Linked DNA regions of Homo sapiens: region 2 is linked to region 1. Evidence: chromatin contacts called from ENCODE Hi-C or POLR2A ChIA-PET data. All regions are on one chromosome and are shown on one strand. Each heading gives the region's core, a stretch centred on a gene start or an enhancer-like site at or near the end of the contact. The rest is flanking DNA. Distances are from core to core; before and after follow the strand shown.

Region 1 (6,379 bases), core at 183-2,682:
ATCACACAATCCATAGCAAACAAGGAAGCAAAACCCACAGCCTCCAGAATCACTTAAAGTAGTAATGCCATATCCTAAATCCCACAAAATGAGAGTAAATATATTGTTCACACTGATTATATAAGGCCTCCCAGTGTTCTCTAAAGAGCTCTATTGTATTCAGCCTAGAAATGTACATCCCAGCTACGGGGAGCTTTAAACATGTAATGGACAATAATTGCCTTCTTGCAGTTCACAAGAGTTTTTTGAGGTAATGATACAAATGGCCTATTTTCCTAACAAAAAAAACAAGCAAATACAAATCCCAACCTGAGACATTTGTGCTCCTGCCTGCTTATCAGAAACATTCAAACGCAGTCCTAAACACCATCTTAGCTTTTGTCATGTTTTCAGACATTTAAAAAGGGGAAGGTGCTTTAGAAACTCTCCAGCCCACCCACCATCAGTCTCCGGAGTTTACAATAAGGAAACCAAGACCCAGGGAGCTTAACCCATGGCCATAATCATCATGATGTGTCTCCTCCCTCTTCGAATGCTAATTATATGATTTTAATAAGATGTAAATATATCCAGAAAGACTGCCTCTCTCGTCAATAGGTATAAGTGACCAATGCTACTCAGTTATGATTAATAAAAAAAGTAAAATGAAAGGTAAAGTGATGTGTCATGTTCCATCATGTGAGAAATGCATTATTTTGGAGGTTGCCACAACTGTATTACAATTTGGATGTTCACATCAGACCAAAGGCAATTTGGAAACAGGAAGTGTTTTAGTGACATGAAACTTTTATGGTGATAGTCCTCGGAGCAATTCACATATCATAGACCAAGTGTTTTTGAAATTATCATTTTATAGGACTGTACTTTGCTTTTTTGTTTTTTAGAGACAGAGTCTTCTTTCTTCACCCAGGCTGGAGTGCAGTGGCACAGTCATAGCTCAAACTCCTGGGCTAGAGTGATCCTCCCCTCTCAGCCTCCTGAGTAGTTAGAGCTGCACCACCACAGCCAGCTAATTTTTTATTTTGTTAGAGATGGGGTCTCTGTATGTGGCCCAGGGGTCTCACTATGTTGCCCAGACTAGTCTCAAATTCTTGGCCTCAATAAATCCTCTTGCCTCACCCTCTGAAGGTGCTGAGATTACAAGTTTGAGTCACCCAGCCTCCAAACTGTGCTTTAAAAAAAGAGACTTTGAAAAGATTTCACTACAACAATAATAGAGACTAGAATTCCAAAATCTGATTACAGCTTCCCGTACTTCTATACTTCTAGTTTTCTTTCTTTCCCTTCCCAGCCATCCCCCACCCCCGGCCACCATCAGTCCACACGCAAGTCTGGCCCCACAGGAGCCTGCAAGGCCTGTCATTTCAGTCACGCTCACCCTGCTAGCCTCTTGAGACAATCATTCTGGTCTCTGCCTTTGCCACAGATCTGCAGCTTCCTGTCTGAGGCTTTGTGGTCCTTTCATTTACCTTGAAGAGACCTCCTTTTGCATCCTCAGCAATATTGACAGCAAACCAATTCCATTTTGAGCCCAAACCCCATCCAAATTCAGATGAAGGAGCGGGCCAGCTACTACAGCTGCCAATATATCAGAAAGGGGAACTAAACCAACAGGGAAATAAATCTGCAATATGTTGTCTGTGACTTCAGCTTTCCACATGACACTCTTCACATCGCCAGCCAAATGGCAGCCCACTCCTGGTTCTTACCAATGTGTAAAGTTAAAAGCATTCTGCACGACAAGACCTTTCTCTGTGGCAGACGCCAGCACCTTGGATGGTTCAGCGCAGACAGAATCACAGATCTTGGGAATAGATCTGGTGATCCTGGCACACTTGAGGAGCTAAGGAAATACAGACACTGCACAATGCAAGCTGCAGTCTCATTTACCAGTCACAGTTGCTCACTCTATTATCTCAATGCAATTAACTCTAATAAGTCTCCTAGGAAGTTGTCTGGTTCAGACAAAAAAAAAAAAAATCTCAAAAAAAAAAAAAATGGCCAGGCACAGTGTCTCACACCTGTAATCCCAGCACTTTGGGAAGCCAAGCTCGGTGGATCACGAGGTCCGGAGATCAAGACCATCCTGGTGATCTCCTGGTGGAACATCCTGGTGTTTCACTAAACATGGTGAAACCCCATCTGTACTAAAAATAAAAAAAAAAATAGCTGGGTGTGGTGGCGCCTGACTGTAATCCCAGCTACTTGGGAGGCTGAGGCACAAGAATCACTTGAACCCAGGAGGCAGAGGTTTCAGTAAGCCGAGATCACACCACTGCACTCCAGCCTGGCGACAGAGCGAGACTCGGTCTCAAAAAAAAGAGAGAGAGAGAGAGTGGACCAAAGAACTAAAGAAAATGTTTTGCTCTCATGGATGTGAGATTTTACAAAACAGCCATTAAATACCTTTTGAAAAAAATGTTACTGTCCATGTAACATTCTCCATATGTAGTAAATGGGAGTGCCTAACACTACAGAAAACATGTGAGGTGAAAGACAATTTCACCTAAGTGATATACTATATTCAGTGTATGTAAAACATAGGTATGCAATGTTTTAAAGAGAAAATTGGCATCTCCTTGCCATCACAAAATGGCTGTTGGACAAATAAAGAAGATCCAGTTGAGGACCACCAAATTATTGCTCTGCCCCAGAATCCCCCCGACATGTGCTGAGTCACCTTGACCGAAGCCCCATTTTATTAGCATGCCCAGCAAGGAACATTATCCCAGCTCTTCTCCTGCATCCCCTCCCTCCCTTTTTTTTTTTTTTTTTTTTTTTTTTTGAGACAGAGTTTCGCTCTATCCCCCAGACTGGAGTGCAATGGGACGATCTCAGCCCACTGCAACCTCTGCCTCCCGGGTTCAAGTGATTCTCCTGCCTCAACCTCCCTAGTAGCTGGGATTATATGTGCCCACCACGCCCAACTAATTTTCTATTTTTAGTAGAGAAGGGGTTTCGCCATGTTGGCCAGGCTGGTCTCGAACTCCTGACCTCAAGCGATCCTCCCACTTCAGTCTCCCAAAGTCTTGGGATTACAGGCATGAACCCCCACACCTGACCCTCTCCTCTCCTTCTTAAAGTTGCCCCAACCTGAGCCATTTCTGTGCTTTGCTCTTTCCTACCTCAAAGGCAGAGGTTCCTCCTCCTTTCCAAAGCTGCTTCTTTCTTAGTTCCCACATCGAATTATGAGTTTATCAGTCATTTTCTCTCTCATCTCTTCTGTCCCCTATTCTTTATTTAAGTCCTTCCCCTTGGGAAACACCAGAAAGGGCCTGAGTCGGCCTTATCCAAACACACACACATTTTCTCCTCCCCAGGACCCTGATTTACTATCCTCTTTCTTTTTTACACATCATCTCCAAACATCCAAAGGCATCGTCTGTGTAAATAACCTGTATTCCCTCGCCACCTCCACATGCTTTCACCAGAAGTGCAAACAGACAGGCAGTGGAGTTGAGAGAGCCAGACCAGCTGGGGCTGGGGCACACTGGAGGTGTCATAGAGCAAAGGGGCTCGCCGCCAGATGCGCAAAAAACCAATACTGTGGCATCAGCTTTTGAGAAAAGAAAGGCTTGACTGCAAGACTGGCCAGCAAGGAGACAGGAGATGCTCAAATCTGCCTCCTCAATCTGGGGTCTAGAGCAAGATTTAAGGGGTCATAGGGCAAGGGAGAGGATTTCGGAATGTTGGCTTAGAAGGGCCTGATTGGACGGATTCAAATTTGACCATTTACACGCCTGTAATCCCAGCACTTTGGGAGGCCGAGGCGGGCAGATCACGAGGTCAGGAGATCGAGACCATCCTGGCGAACATGGTGAAACCCCGTCTCTACTAAAAATACAAAAAAAATTAGCCGGGCATGGTAGCGGGCGCCTGTAGTCCTAGCTACTTGGGAGGCTGAGGCAGGAGAATGGCGTGAACCTGGGAGGCGGAGCTTGCAGTGAGCCGAGATCGCACCACTGCACTCCAGCCTGGGCGAGAGCGAGACTCCGCCTCAAAAAAAAAAAAAAATTTTTGACCATTTACAGTAAAGTATTTTGAGGTGGATTTTATACCCAAATCTTCTGAACCAATGTCCCCTTCACTTTTGAAAGGGTTCCAGTATTCAGGTTTGAGTCATGTCACAGTCTTCCTGGTTCCATGGGGAGGAATTGTTGGTTCCAGGTGTTGTTAGGTGTTTTTCTGTTGAGCCAGCCCAGGCTATATGACTTGCAGTTTGGCTCTGTTCTACCTACAAGGTAACTTGACATTCCCTTATCAACAGAGTAGGCCCAGTTTGGGCTGGTCCTGCATTTACAGAGGGGGCAACTCCACTTACCTCCCCAACCCATGCCTCTGCTAGAAGAGCTCCAGCTACAGAGGAATGAGAGCCCATATTCCAAACCCATGCGATCTGAGGGACCAGATCACGCGTGTTTGGAATTATGAATTTTTATGTGAAAGCTACCAATTTTTAAATGTTATAAATTTATTTGATGTTTTAAGTGTTGAGGATCAAATAAAATACTTCTTGTCAAATTCAACCTATGGTGCTGAAATTTGCAAACTATGCTTTAAACCTTTTGTTTCCTTCACCCAATGCTCTCCAAAAACAGTTCTCTTAAAGGTCACCAGTGACCTCTGAGCTGCCTTAAACAGTGGCCTTTCTCATCTCATCCTCCTCAAACTTCTGTGCATGTAGCAAGTGTTATCACAAACTCCTGTGTTGCACTGCCAGAACTATGATGATTCCATGACTCCACCTTCCACTTCTTATTCTGTCTTGTCTCCTCTTTCTTTGGCTTACCTTGCCAGATCATGTTCTTTTTTCCCCTTTCAAAAATCTTTAATTGCAAAGATCATCTATTCTTTGGGCTTGGACTGTTTCAACTACAGAGGTCACTCCCAAAAATATATCTAGCTCCTCTGCTCAGCTCCAGTCTCAGACTTTTCTGTGTTGTGTGCAAGACCCCCAAAATCCCTGTGCTAACTCATCACCTTCCTTGGCACCATTGCCTCCAAACTTGCTTATTCCAGCCCTTTCTTCCTGATAAACCAGGTGCAAAACTTCACCCCTTGCTCCCTCTATTCTGACACCCAATGAATTTTCATTTCTCTTTTCTTCTTTTTGAAAAATCTGTCATTAATGGCTTCTTTTCCTTCCTTCTGCTTCTACTCTCACTAGCTCTCAGCTGGACCGTGAATTCCAAAGCGTCCATATCCATTTCCCAAACCCTCATTCTTACCTCTTCCCCTCTGCTGCACCGCAACTCAAGTCCTGTCACTCCTCTGCTTGGAACAATGAAATGACTTCCCATTGCTTATACAGAATGTATAACCTCAAGACCCCCTGTGAGCTTACCCTTCCCTATCTTTCCAGGCTGCTCTCCCTCCACTCCCTTTCCAATGCATTTCAACCACTTCTCTACCTGTGCCCTAAACACACCTGGCTCTCCCTGCTTAAGCCACTCTCTCTGCATGAAATATCCTTCCTTCCCTCTACCAAAATTCCAATGGCAAGCAAAACCCTTTTTGAATGTCTCAATTGCTTCTTGATTAATGTAATCCTCCTCTTCTCTGAAACCCTATTCCCCTCTACCTATTCCTCTGGTGGTCCTAATCACCGTCAGTTCTCCATTAGAGTTTCTGATGCATGTGTTATCCTTATAGAGAGTGGTTTCCAGGAGTGGCAGGCTTTGAGTCCCATCTGTCTTGGCTTCCACACAACCCTAGCTCAGTAACCTCCATCTATAATACATATACTTGAGGACCAGACGACTGGGCCAGTGTTCTGACTGTATGTGTAACAGGCACATTGTAGGTTTTCATCAGCTGGGTCTGAGTCTGGTAGGATGGGAAAGTGAGGCCTGCCTGACTTGCATAGTGAGGAAATCTTGGAATTAGAACAACACATACATAGCGGGTGAGTTACAGGGGTGGGCTCACATTTCTCGTTTTACCTTGACACTGGTTCATATCAAGTGGACTTTACTACTATTTTGAGTTCTCCTTCCTAAATTTCTAGCTTCCAGTTTGAGATTAGAACTATTTCTTCGTCACCAGGATAGCAAGCTCTTTTGTGTCTTTTTGTCTGAAGAAAAATAGTTCTCAGAGTTCCCCCTCCCATCCCACCATTCTACACACAGTATTGCCTTGGACTTGCCCTACTCCAGGATTCAGCCCCCAGGATCTGACCCACAACATTGCCTTGGCCTATAAAATTTTCATTTTGTTCCCTTTAAAAATAAATGCAGTGTTTTTATACTGAAACAAGGATGCATCCCACATGGTCAAACATAATTCAAACAGAGCAGTGTGTGTATTCAATGAAAAGTCTCCCTCCCCACACCACAGTCCCTGAGTTCATCTCCTCAAAGACAATCACTCTACCATTTTC
Region 2 (5,916 bases), core at 1,521-4,020, 1.5 Mb before region 1:
TCAAAACGGATAATGAAAGGTTAATGAGCACTTGCTCTGTGCAAGGCACAGTGCTCAGCATCGCAAGATAATAGAAAGAAGAAAGGCTCCTGCCTGCCTTCAACACATTTTGACTAGGAAGCCGGGACACAAAACAGATAAAATTGAACAATGAAATAAGTGTTTTGTAGGAATGCAATACCACAGTCCCAGAGATGCCACATAGCAGCTTGTGATTACTAATTGGCTTTGCTCAATATAATTAACCTTTTCTAGAAAAATAGATGCATCCATTGTTTTACGTAACCTTATTCATCATCTCCCAAAGACAGATGTAGATTTTATTTCTGATGGTGAATACCTCATGATTTGTTTTTCAGCTAAAACATAGAAACAAAGATACTGTTGTCAGTTTATTTATCCAAACTAACAGTTGGTGAAACTAGATTAGATATTTTTATGGCCTAGGAAAAGTTCTGCATCACTGAGTCACTGAGCCACATAGACTCCACCGCTATATCTCTTAAGAAGTCAAAGAAGAAACATGTGGTGGTTAAAAAAAAAAAAATTCTGCAGTCAGATGGGACTAGGCTCACATCTAAGACCTGTCTTGACCAACTGTGTGACCTTGGCCAATTTCCTTAATCTCTCTAATGTTGTTTACTCACTGGTAAAGCAGACACAATAATATTTCTCCCACAGAGATTTTGAAGATAAATGATTTAATGTACATAACACATGTAGCACAGCATGTGAAAGCAGGAGGTACCCATAAGTGGTAGCTTCTACACTGATGTAACATACACATCTGAATCACCTCTTATCAGGTCATTCTGAATCTTCATGTGGGATGACCAGGAATTGAGACATATGCTGAGGCCCAGGGTAAGTTATTCTGGGCACTATCTTGACGAGAGGTGATACAGTTTTAAGTGCCATGTGTATAATAATAGCAATTTAAGATGTTAATGACCTCAAATTTTTTCAAATCTAGAATTTATTTTTATTAATTGGCAATTGGTAATTCATAATTGGTAAATACATCTTTAATGCATTTTCTTTACAAATGAAATTAACGGTATCTTTTAAGGTGAAAACTATAATATGGTCGGTATTGCTGATAACAGTATTTGAATAAAAACTTGGTTTGATCATAGAAAAACTTGTGTGTATCATCACAGGGAGGTAATACAAAAGCATTTAGAAAAAGCAGTGATTTAACCTCCTGGTTGTCAGGGTCAAAGACATTTATATTGTGCTACATAGACAACCTTGTAAAAGAAAATTGTTAGGATAGTGCTATAGGATAAATTGTTGCTTCCCCAAATTTATATGCTGAAGTTTTAACCTCCAGTATCCCAGAATGTGACTGTATTTGGAGATGGGGTCTTTAAAGAGGGAAGTAAGATTAAATAAGGTCACGTGGGTGGGCTCTAATTCAATGTGACTGTTGTCCTCAAAATAAAAGGAAATTAAGACAGACACATATAGACGGAAGACCATGTGAAGACACAGGGAGAAGAAAACCATCTACAAGCCAAGGAAGGAGGCCTCAGAAATAAGCTACACTGCCGAACTTCTAAGCCTCCAGAAGTGAGAAAGTAAATTTTTGTTGTTTAAGCCGCCAAGTAGGTGGTACTTTATTAATGGCAGTCCTAGCAAACTAATGCAGACACCAAGGGAGTCCCAAGGAATTGGAAACTTCTAACTTGGGGCCAGGGTCATTCTATTTAGATCCGGCTACTCTTTTTCTCAAAGGAAAAAGAATGAAGAGGAAACTGGGTGTTTATTTTCTGAACCAGTTACTTTCATTTTTTGCTGAGCCACACCCAAAATGTGATATTAAATATAGAAGTCTGAGAAAAGAGTACAAACTGAATTTTAATAGAAGTCATTTACATATGTGAAAAATCAGCTTAACTAGCTGGGGGAAAGATAAAGTTGGCCATTAAAATAAAGTTGGAACTGATGGCATTCAAATTTTGAATTGTAAACAACCGTATCAAATGTGATTAATTTCTTGAGGTGACTAGCTAGGAAAATCTGAAATTAAACTTCAACACTTATTAACGGGGATTGGTTTGGTCAAGTTACTCTATCTCTTTTTACCTCTGTTTTCCTGTTTGTAAAAAGGGGATGCTTCATGTGGTTGTTGTAATGATTAAATGAGGTAATAATGGATTATTGTATAAAGGTACAATAAACATTAGCTGTTTTATTATTGATGGTAATGTGAAAACATTAAATTGTTTAGACAGTAGCTTGCTGATAAGGAAGAAATACATGGTTTTTCTTGCAGGCAAACTCTGTGGAAAAACTCACATTCACCTTGCAGTGGTTTATACAACGGGTAACAAATGCCGTGGTTGTGATGTGACCTTCTTTTGTAATTACTGTAATGGCTGATATGGTGGTTCTATATTCTCAAGCATCATAACGACAAATAAGCTTACAATGAAATATCCTCATTGCTTACAAGATTGTTAATTAAGGAGATGGTGATACTTGGGTCAGGGTGGGCTGTGTTTAATTGCAGTGTTCTTTATGTGTTCTTTTGAACTGTGAGTGGTTTTCTCTCCTAGGTACCTGTGTATTGTATGTTACAGGAAGTGGGGTATAGTTAGTGACTTATTTTTAGATCTTATTTAACTCTTAGCTCTGCCCTTGTCTGTTATTGCACTTCTAGACACCATAGCTTCCTTGGTTACCATTGCTTCACTAACTCTCTTTACATTTTGTGGTAAACCAATTGATCTTTGAGGCAGAAAAAAAAAACATGCAAAGCTAATGGCTGAGAAATAGATTTCTTTCAAAAACTTTAAAGAAGAGCAGTGACTCAGACCTCAGTGAGCACAACGTTACCCAGGAGCTCTTAAAATAGGAATGTTCTCTCCTCTTGAAGCTGTGGGGATTAGTGCTGTGGGCTTGGGAGTTCCTGAGATGAGGGCCTCTTGGACTTCCCCAGGGCACAGCGTGGGCCCCTGCACTTTCCTGGAGGAGGGTGGGGCTCCTCAGTCCCCATGGACACCCTTCCTGCCACCTGCCGTAGCTGAGCTCCCAGAAGGGAGAGTAGGACAGATTCTGGGGGAGGAGGAGGGAAGAAAGCAGGGTTCCCAAGCAACAAAGCACCATGAAGCCCATGACTGTGCCGTTCCATGTAAGCCCAGGGAAATTTACTTTAGTAGGGAAAAGCTTCCTCTCCTTAGCTCCAGGGTGGTACACAGTCACTCTTCATAAGCCCATCAAATTTTTTTCTGAGGCAGATCCTCCTGGAATGCTATTTTACTTTCTCCAGAAAATTGTTAGAAGTACTAATGGAGTCTAAAATCATAATTTTTTTTTCTTGCTTTCTCTTTCCAGATTGGAAGGCCTTATAAATAAGAGCTCCTTTGGTAGAAATGTTCATGGAGACTTTTGGGCTAATTCCAAACCAGGGTGAAAGTAAGACACATTCTTTCTGAGAGTGCTGACCAGTGGCATATTCATGTTTGAATGGAAATAAACTGAAACATGTTCACTTCATGGGGAAGAGAAACCTGGAAAGCAGGAATGCTAAAGGGGAACTGGGGTGATGGTGGACAGGTAAGGTGAAGCCAGACTGCAATGAGAGAAGGCAGCATGAAAGGCCAGACCTATTTTGGGACCATACCCTGAGTCACAGAGTAACAGAAAGCAGAGGTGACAGCTGGTCTCTCAGTTTCTCAGTGAGCAAGCATCTGGAATATCACTCTGATTTTGTAAAGCTTGAGTTAGGGGCATAGAATCTTAAGGAATTTGGAGAAGGACAAGGAGAGGGGGTAGTCGAAGGGGAGGGGGACTCAGGGAGTCAGATTAGAGGAAAGATTAAAGGATCTAAATATGGATGGCTAATGGGGCTGGCAAGAGTCTACTAGTTCCTGACACCCTACAAAAAAAGACTTATTTATAATAGGAGGTAGTATAATTAGAAGGTAAGAGATGGGAACTGAAAGACTGGATAGCATAAGAAAATGCTCTGGCCAATTGTGTTAGCTTACACAACAGGACTGCCACTTCTCAGGGGTATCTGGTGTGTGTGTGTGTGTGTGTGTGTGTACCCAATTACTTGAGATATTTGAAAAAAGATTTTCAGTAAAATGGCACTGTAAATTTCTCTGGGACAGAGACTGTCATAGCACAAAGTGACCTAATCTATAGGGCCCTAAGAATAGGGCCTATGTGAATATTTTATAATTTCATTTTATAAATTCATTACTTGATCAAAATAAATTATATGTGGTCACCTAACCTCTAAACTTGGCAGCAAGTGTCTGCATGCAGCCCGAATTTTGGTTTATAAAAAACAGAGACTTAGTAAATTAACCTCAAATACTCCTCTAAAATATAAACTTCTTTCAAAAGATTTTGATGTGATTCTTGCAGTCCATTCTGTGATGAGCAAAGGAACTCTACCAGAGCTTAGGGAAGTAGAGGCTTAGACCTCATGTACAGGAAGTATAGCCCTCCCATGGGGGGATGCATGGAGGCCCAGAGAGAAAGAAGGCACGACCATACTCTACTAAATAACTCGTTAATAACTTTGATAAGTGAATCCTGCAGGATACTATGGCATACATGACTCCTCTTATAGGTTATTTGGGATCTGGTTAAATGGTTAGAAATCCATGGAAAAAGGTACATTGTTCATATAGACATAGATTTTGATTCAGACTGAAACAAGCCTTCTTTTTATTAATTCCAGTTTTTTAAAAAAGTTTGCTGCTAGGTTTGGAGGACAGCTGGAAAAAGCCCTTGGACTTGGATCCATGCAAGCCTTCTCAGACATCAGGGGCCTATGAAGGGCCAGACATTTTTGCTGTCTATTTTTACTTATAAATTAGTCCTACCTCCCAGGTGCTGGAAAGCTAATCCAGGCTGACAGATTTCCTTGCTTGGCTGCCTTGGCTCTCAATGGCCTGTGTCACTGCTATTAATAGTCAACTCTATATTCTTAAAGAGCTATCCTGTCTGTTCTGCCAGTCCTGGGGCAAGCCGTGCTAAGATCAAGCTGGGGTTAGGCTGGAGGAAGACAGAGGCAATTAAGAAGTGGGGACGGGGAGGCACCAAAAGAAGAAAAGCCAAGAATTTCTTGAGGGAAATTAACCTTAAGCTGACTTTGAGACTTTCTTTGATACATTCTTTAACGATTGGTTTTCAAATCTCCATAATATAAGAATTAAAGAGCTCAGCAGGACCCATGGGTAGGCAGAAAGCAAGTCTGATTTACCAGATTAGCTGGCCTCTATGAGAAGAGGACTCAAGAGATAATCTAGTTGAGTGAACTTCTCTTCTGGCTCCCTTTTCCTTAAACAAATGTAAAAATAGTCCATTTAAAACAGAGTAATATGTATCTTTTTGCTAGTCTCTTCTTTTGGTTTTCAAAGATTGTTGCATAATTTGGAGCAATTCCAGTCAATCTTGGTGCCTTTGTGTATTGCTATTTATCCTACTGTGGCAGCTCTCAAGCAAAGACTGTACAGTGTGCCCAAACACTTCAGAAATAAAACGTTTGTTATTGGGATTCTGGGGAAATAGAATTTTTGCTTAATTCCTAGTTAAATATAAAACCCCTTTTGCTTTGACTCTTGATGTTGAAACCCTTTCTAAAATGTCTACATTAGCTTTTCGTCTCGGCACAGTACGTGATCATGATCTAATCTTGCTCTGATGATTCAGCGTCTTTTAGCCCCTCAGTTCTAACAGTGTTTTATTGTAGGGGTAAAGGGTACAGAAGGTTGTAATGGGTCTAGGCTTTGGCTGAGAAGTTTCCTTTATCTAATTGTGTCTGAATCCTGAGACAGACTGGAGTTCTTGGTTCGGTTCAAGATATCTGCAGACTCCAGCCCCAAATACTGCTACTTTTATAGCAGGTCCAGAATGAATCCTTTGCTTCCATATTATCTAATTGTAAGAGAGTTA

Evidence for each region. A loop is a pair of places that touch in the nucleus more often than their neighbours do. ChIA-PET counts read pairs that join two places held with the same protein, here RNA polymerase II (POLR2A). Pooled maps may share reads with other maps.
Region 2: a map with no recorded cell type shows a loop between it and region 1 (4-fold over the local background). The contact joins two enhancer-like sites. A Hi-C loop is called at or near these places in 3 of 37 single-sample maps with no recorded cell type and 2 of 50 pooled maps. POLR2A ChIA-PET finds 5 or more read pairs at or near these places in 1 of 52 experiments (A673).

The regions. Positions count from the first base shown.
Region 1 is chr5:67,216,909-67,223,287 of GRCh38, reverse strand. No RefSeq gene overlaps it. Among named protein-coding and RNA genes, the nearest start is that of CD180, 23 kb to the right of the region's middle. RefSeq lists an enhancer at 1,111-1,220 and a silencer at 3,821-4,008. Within about 2 kb of position 1,432, at least 7 of the 41 ENCODE cell types and tissues checked have a DNase peak (open chromatin) inside an H3K27ac peak, as active enhancers do.
Region 2 is chr5:68,708,450-68,714,365 of GRCh38, reverse strand. All of the region lies in intron 2 of LOC105379013 (a long non-coding RNA gene), which reads left to right. Among named protein-coding and RNA genes, the nearest start is that of LINC02198, 320 kb to the left of the region's middle. RefSeq lists an enhancer at 2,513-2,562. Within about 2 kb of position 2,770, at least 8 of the 41 ENCODE cell types and tissues checked have a DNase peak (open chromatin) inside an H3K27ac peak, as active enhancers do.